Linked DNA regions of Mus musculus: region 2 is linked to region 1. The links are chromatin contacts, found by Hi-C or POLR2A ChIA-PET in ENCODE. All regions are on one chromosome and are shown on one strand. The core of a region is the stretch at or near the end of the contact, and the rest is flanking DNA. Distances in the headings are between cores, read along the strand shown. Region 1 holds the start of Ilvbl (ilvB (bacterial acetolactate synthase)-like). Region 2 has its middle 4.7 kb from the start of Gm30232.

Region 1 (2,757 bases), core at 120-2,619:
GTGGGTACCCATGGCTTTGCCTGTGCTAGGCAAATGTTCCATCACAGAACTTAATCAGAGACCATAGTTGCTGAGAAGGGATGGCTGAACGATCAGCTTTAAACAGGGCATTTATACCATGGCTTGCAAAGGTCAGGGAACACCAAGGAAGAGGAAGTGGAAAGAATATAAGAGCCAAAAGATGGGGAGAAAGGCTGTGGAATGCTATCTTGTGGACATGACACAGCTGAAGCGATTGTGATTTTTGGTTGGTCTCTATGCACTCCTGCTTGTCCTGGAACTCACTATGGAGAAGAGCCTGGTCTTGAACTCGGAATGGTGGGAATAAAAGCACATACTATTACACTGGTTTACATTGTTAAATATCCATTGTTCAGGCTTCAACAAATAGCTCAAAACTCTTGGTTACACAGATGGTCCTGATTAAAAGCCAGTCAAAGAAAAAGACATAAATTGGAGAAAGGGATTTGTAAGACAGATCGGAGTTTGTAAAAGGTCCCCAGATGCTGGAAACCTGGAAAATGACTGAACCGGCCTGGCACCAAACACTAGGGAGTTCTCTAAACATCCTGCAAAGCCTCACAGTGGTCCAGGAAGGGGAGGGGCTTGCATATGTTGCGGTCGGGAATGCGGGTTCTGGGGAGCTCGGGTGGGGGGTGTGTCACAGTCCACGCCCGTGGAACGTGCCGCGAGATGGTTCTCGCGGGTGTGGAAGGCGCGGTGTAATGTTAGCCAATTAGAGGCGAGAGAGAGAAGCGACCAATGATAAACGTCTCTTTCGGATAGCTTTTTCAGCGAGACTCCAGTTTGGCGCACGCGCGTCTCGTTGAACTACGGGGCGCTGCAGAGCCAAGTGGGCAAAAGGGGCACCACTCCACACTCCCCAGTCACGTGACCCAGAAGCGGCAGAGTTCCACTGCAGTCAGGGACCTTTCCTATAGGCAAAGGTCATAGGGCCTTGTTTGGGGATGGGTGGAAGGGAGTTCTATGTAGTGGAGCTGAAGGCGCATCCTATTGAAAAGTGACCTCGGCTGAAGGCCAAAGGTCAAGAGTCTGGTGTGTGTGGGGAGGGTGGGGGAGCGTACCCTAGGCTGCGCGATCCGATGGGGGTGTGGCCTTACGACTCAATGATGTAAGCGCGAGGCGGGCTCTCCGCTGAGCCCCAGTCCAGCGTTGAGGAGGGTGGGTTCTGCATGGGCTCGTTAACAGATAGGTAAGTAGGAATTTCAACCTTGTTTCGGTGCTACTGCGATCGCCTTGACCTGCTGTGGCCTACTTTTAGTTTGAAGGTGGTGACGTCAGGGGGCGGACTTAGCCTCACTGGGGCGTGGCTTTAAGTCCAGTCTAGATGCGTCTGTGGGCGTGGCCTGGCAGGTCGGGGAGGTGTGGCCCAGGTCCGGCGGACGATCCTGCTTCCGGATTAGATTATAGTACTAAGATTCTGGCTCTGTGCTTTCTTACTTAGGTTCTGCCTCATGGAAACTTCTGCGGCCGCTGCATCTGCGGGAGGCTTCTTCCCCTCCTTCCTGCTCCTGGCGTTTGGGACGCTGGTGGCTGCCGTGCTGGGCGTCGCTCACAGACTGGGGCTCTTCTATCAGCTGATGCACAAGGTGCTTAGGGTAGAAGGAGGGCTAGGGGTAGGAGGAAGGCACTAAAGGTGTTTCTCCAGCTCATCCACTGTGCAGGTGTGGAAAGCGAGTCCCAGCTAGTCTAGAAGTGGCTGGTTGGGAGATTCTTTACAGAGCTCTGTCCCTTTGCCAAACTGTATATGGGCCTGGACTTTGTAACTAGTACGAGATAATGGGGAAATTGTCGTTGTCTGGACAGCACACATTCTCCGCCTACCTCCATACCCAGGGGCCTGAGTCATTTTAACAGAGCAGGCCTTTTAAACATAGTGAGATTGGTGGGCTGAAGGTAGGCAGGGGAGGGAATGGGCTCTGATAGTAAGCCCTTCTGAGGAACTGTCTTAGCATATTTCGTACCATCTTCACCAAAGTAAGTGCTATAATTTCTGTCCTTGTGCCCACAAGAGGCAAATGATCTACAGAGAAGTTTAGTATTTTCTCTAGATGACAGATTTGGGAAAAGCTGACCCCACAAGTCATACTTATAAACCACTTGTTCCATTCTGAGAAATTCTTGCCCTTACCCAGTCCCTTTTCTTCTAGACAGGGACAGTGCCACTGACCTTGAAGTATGTAGGGATCGTGAAGCTACTGAGGCTTGGATGCTCAGGGTAGTCTGTGCCAGGAGTCACTTCCGTGCTAGGCATATGGCTGCTGGCAGCATGTCAGCTGGACCTGTGCCTCACTAGCAGAGGGAGGCAATAGGCTGGATGGAGTTAGCACTCCAAGTGCCAGGCCCTGCAGGGATACTAGGAAGCAGGCACACATCTAAGCCAGGGGCCTTCTGCCTCTTGCCAGGCTCTCCTGGATTCTCTGTAGATTTAACCTCTATCTCCTTTCTTCTCAACTGGCCCAGTATCTCTGGAGCAGGCATTATAATCTCCAGAGCCACTTAAGAACATAGGCTTTATCTCAGTCTGCTACTTGGTAGGCTGGGGAGAGATGGTCACAAATTCAAGCCCTGCCTAAGCTACATAAGGAGTTCAAAGCCTCGTGAGACCTTGTCCTAGTAAAAGCTGATGATATAGCTCAGTGGTTAGAGTGCTTGTCTAACACTATCTATGCCCAGGGTTCAATCCTCAGTACAGTTTCAAAAAGAACATTTCTTCTGTTGGAGTCTATCACTTGG
Region 2 (2,750 bases), core at 80-2,579, 93 kb before region 1:
TTGGTTCTATAAGAAAGCAAGCTGAGCAAGATAGGGGAAGCAAGCCAATAAGTAACATCCTTCCATGGCCTCTGCATCAGCTCCTGCTTCCTGACTTGCTTGAGTTCCAGTCCTGACTTCCTTTGGTGATGCACAGCCACGTGTAAGCTGAATAAACCCTTTCCTCCCCAATTTGCTTTTTTTTCCCCCCTTGGGTTTATTGAGACAGGGTTTCTCTGTGTAGCCCTGGCTGTCCTGGAACTCACTTTGTAGACCAGGCTGGCCTCGAACTCAGAAATCTGCCTGCTTCTGCCTCCAAAGTGCTAGGATTAAAAGCGTGTGCCACCACGCCCGGCCCCCAATTTGCTTTTTGGTCATGATGTTTATGCAGGAATAGAAATCCTGACTAAGACAATTCCTTACAATGTGTTTCTCCTTATTGTTTGCCTTTTTAGGGATTGGGGTTAAAGCTAGGACCTTGATATGCACTCCACCAACGGAGCCTCAATACCACTTCCTCTTTCTGATCTGTTCCCCAAGCAATGGGGTTCCTCCTTTCTCTTCAGAGCAGATCTGGTCCCCAGTTCGTTCTTTCTTTCTTTCTTTCTTTCTTTCTTTCTTTCTTTCTTTCTTTCTTTCTTTCTTTCTTTCTTTCTTTCTGTCTTCTTTCCTTCCTTCCTTCCTTCCTTCCTTCCTTCCTTCCTTCCTTCCTTCCTTCCTTTCTTCCTTTCTTCTCTTAGCCCCACTCACTCTGGCCTCATTCATCCCCAGTAATTTCATTAAGACAAAGCAAACTTTACACGCTGGCCTGTGCCGCTGATCTGTGAACCTGATGTGTCCGTGACCACAGGAGTGCCAAGTGTAGGTCTGGAGATGGGACAGAGAGGTGCACTTTCTCTAAGACTGAGAGGATTGCACGTGTGTGGGGAGGCATGAAAATAGGAAAGCCAGAGCAGCAGCTTCAAGTCTGTTGTACCCATGAGTGGCTCTAAGAAGGTGAACATGAGCCCGGAAATCGCTGGAATAGGTACCCCCGGGGTTCAGAGTTCAGACAGCCGAGCACACGGCTGACCGGGTCTGGGATTCCACGGAGGCCATGAGGCTGGAGGAGTCCACCCGATCTCTGAGGGTCTTACAGCACTGGAGCTGGGTGGGAGCTTTTAGACAGCAGCATTTAGGAGTGCCACCCATGGGGTGATCAGCGCCATAGGCCAACGGGTTGGAACAGCGTGGAATGAATTAACCACACTGAGGAGCGAATCCCAGATGAGATGGCTTGGTGCTAACCTGGGTGTGCAGAGAGGGCTTGGGCGCCGATGTGCTGCACTAGCTCAGAGGAGCGGGTAGGGGTCAGTACCACAGAGCTGGTTTCCCGGAGAGGCGAGGCACGAGCGAGGCCCCGCCTCCAGCTCACCCCTAGCGGAGCGGGACTCCAAGACTCAGTTCACCCAAGTCCAAAAACTACGCCTGCGCGGAGGGACAAGCGAGCTGATCCGCAGACCGTAACAGCAACTGTGACCTCAGCAACCAAGGCTAGCCCGGCATGGAGGGCGAGTGCCGGGTGCTCTCTATTCAGAGCCATGTAGTCCGTGGCTACGTGGGCAACCGGGTGGCCATGTTCCCTCTGCAGGTTCATGCCTCGCCACTTCTATAACCCAGCCCGGCCGCTAGTGTGCAAGGCGGCGGCGATGACGTTGGTTCCCTTGGGGCCACCCTGGGGTTCCTATCGGGAGCTGGGCGCGCTTCGGATAGAGCCTGGGGCACACAGGCTGGGGGCGTGGAGTACTCTGGAGAGCCTACAGTAGGGTAGTGAATGTGGCACACCCCTATCTGACTGTGGTACACACCGTAGTTCTTAAGGGTACCTGCTGCTTCGGTCGGCCTGGCCAACCCTGAGTGATAAAATGCTGAGCTGGGAGGATCCGCGGGGGCTGCTGAAATTCAGGAGGCTGAGTTAAGATCGCAGACTGGTTGGAGCCCAAGAAGCTGAGCCACACTACAGGTCTGATCACTCCTGAGGTGGCCTGTCATCGCTGGGATGGGGCTAGAACCGCAACCCTACACCTCCAGCAGGCTTGCTTGTATTACTGAAGAGACAGTAATACAAGCAAACAGTTTGCTGAGTTTGGCTTTGGAAGCAACCTGTTAGAAGGAATGCAGCCTTGTGTTGTCTTCCCAGAGCCTCTCCTGTGAGGTGTGTAATGAATGAGGTTGTCTCTGATCATTTCTGGCAGGTGGTGCTTCCTGCTTGTGACTGGTTGCCTTGGAGGGAACCAGGGTGTCATGGGCACTAGAATGGGAGCCATAGGCAATGTCAGCTGACTGGTGCTTCCTTGCCTGGCTGGTCCAGCAGGAAGATTGGGCTGGCCTGGGCAGCCAGGTGGTGGCCTCTTGCAATGTACTTTTTGGCTGGTCACTGAGCAAGGTGGCAGGTCCCCATTCCCCTTCCACTCATGGCCAGCCACTATACTGATTCCTGGGAGATGTTAGGGTATAGTAGCTGGCTACCATGGACCTGGAAGGATCTGGAAGGACCACAAGTGGCTGGAATTGCATCTAAGGACAATCCAGGGCTGTCCTGAATCAGGCTTGCTTGCCAGACAAATAGAGCAATTGATTGTTATTATACAGCATAGGAGATCAAAGTCCGTAGGCAAGGGCAATTGCTGAGTGTTTGAGCCCCTGTTTGGTTGATAAATAGTGTTTCACCCACACTGTCTAGTGAATCCATTCTTGTTCTACCCAGAATGCACAGGTCTTAACTACTGAAC

What was found. A loop is a pair of places that touch in the nucleus more often than their neighbours do. ChIA-PET counts read pairs that join two places held with the same protein, here RNA polymerase II (POLR2A).
Region 2: a loop to region 1 is called in a map of T-helper 17 cell, with 2.0 times the contacts of the local background. The contact joins the enhancer-like site here to the promoter of Ilvbl in region 1. A Hi-C loop is called at or near these places in 2 of 37 maps with a recorded cell type or tissue (T-helper 17 cell and T-helper 2 cell). POLR2A ChIA-PET finds 5 or more read pairs at or near these places in 1 of 5 experiments (Patski).

The regions. Positions count from the first base shown.
Region 1 is chr10:78,573,622-78,576,378 of GRCm38, forward strand. Ilvbl (ilvB (bacterial acetolactate synthase)-like) reads left to right here and starts at 1,370. Exons shown (of 15, transcript NM_001359302.1): 1 at 1,370-1,610. The coding sequence starts at 1,476.
Region 2 is chr10:78,480,647-78,483,396 of GRCm38, forward strand. No RefSeq gene overlaps it. Among named protein-coding and RNA genes, the nearest start is that of Gm30232, 4.7 kb to the right of the region's middle. Within about 2 kb of position 1,330, at least 1 of the 3 ENCODE cell types and tissues checked has a DNase peak (open chromatin) inside an H3K27ac peak, as active enhancers do.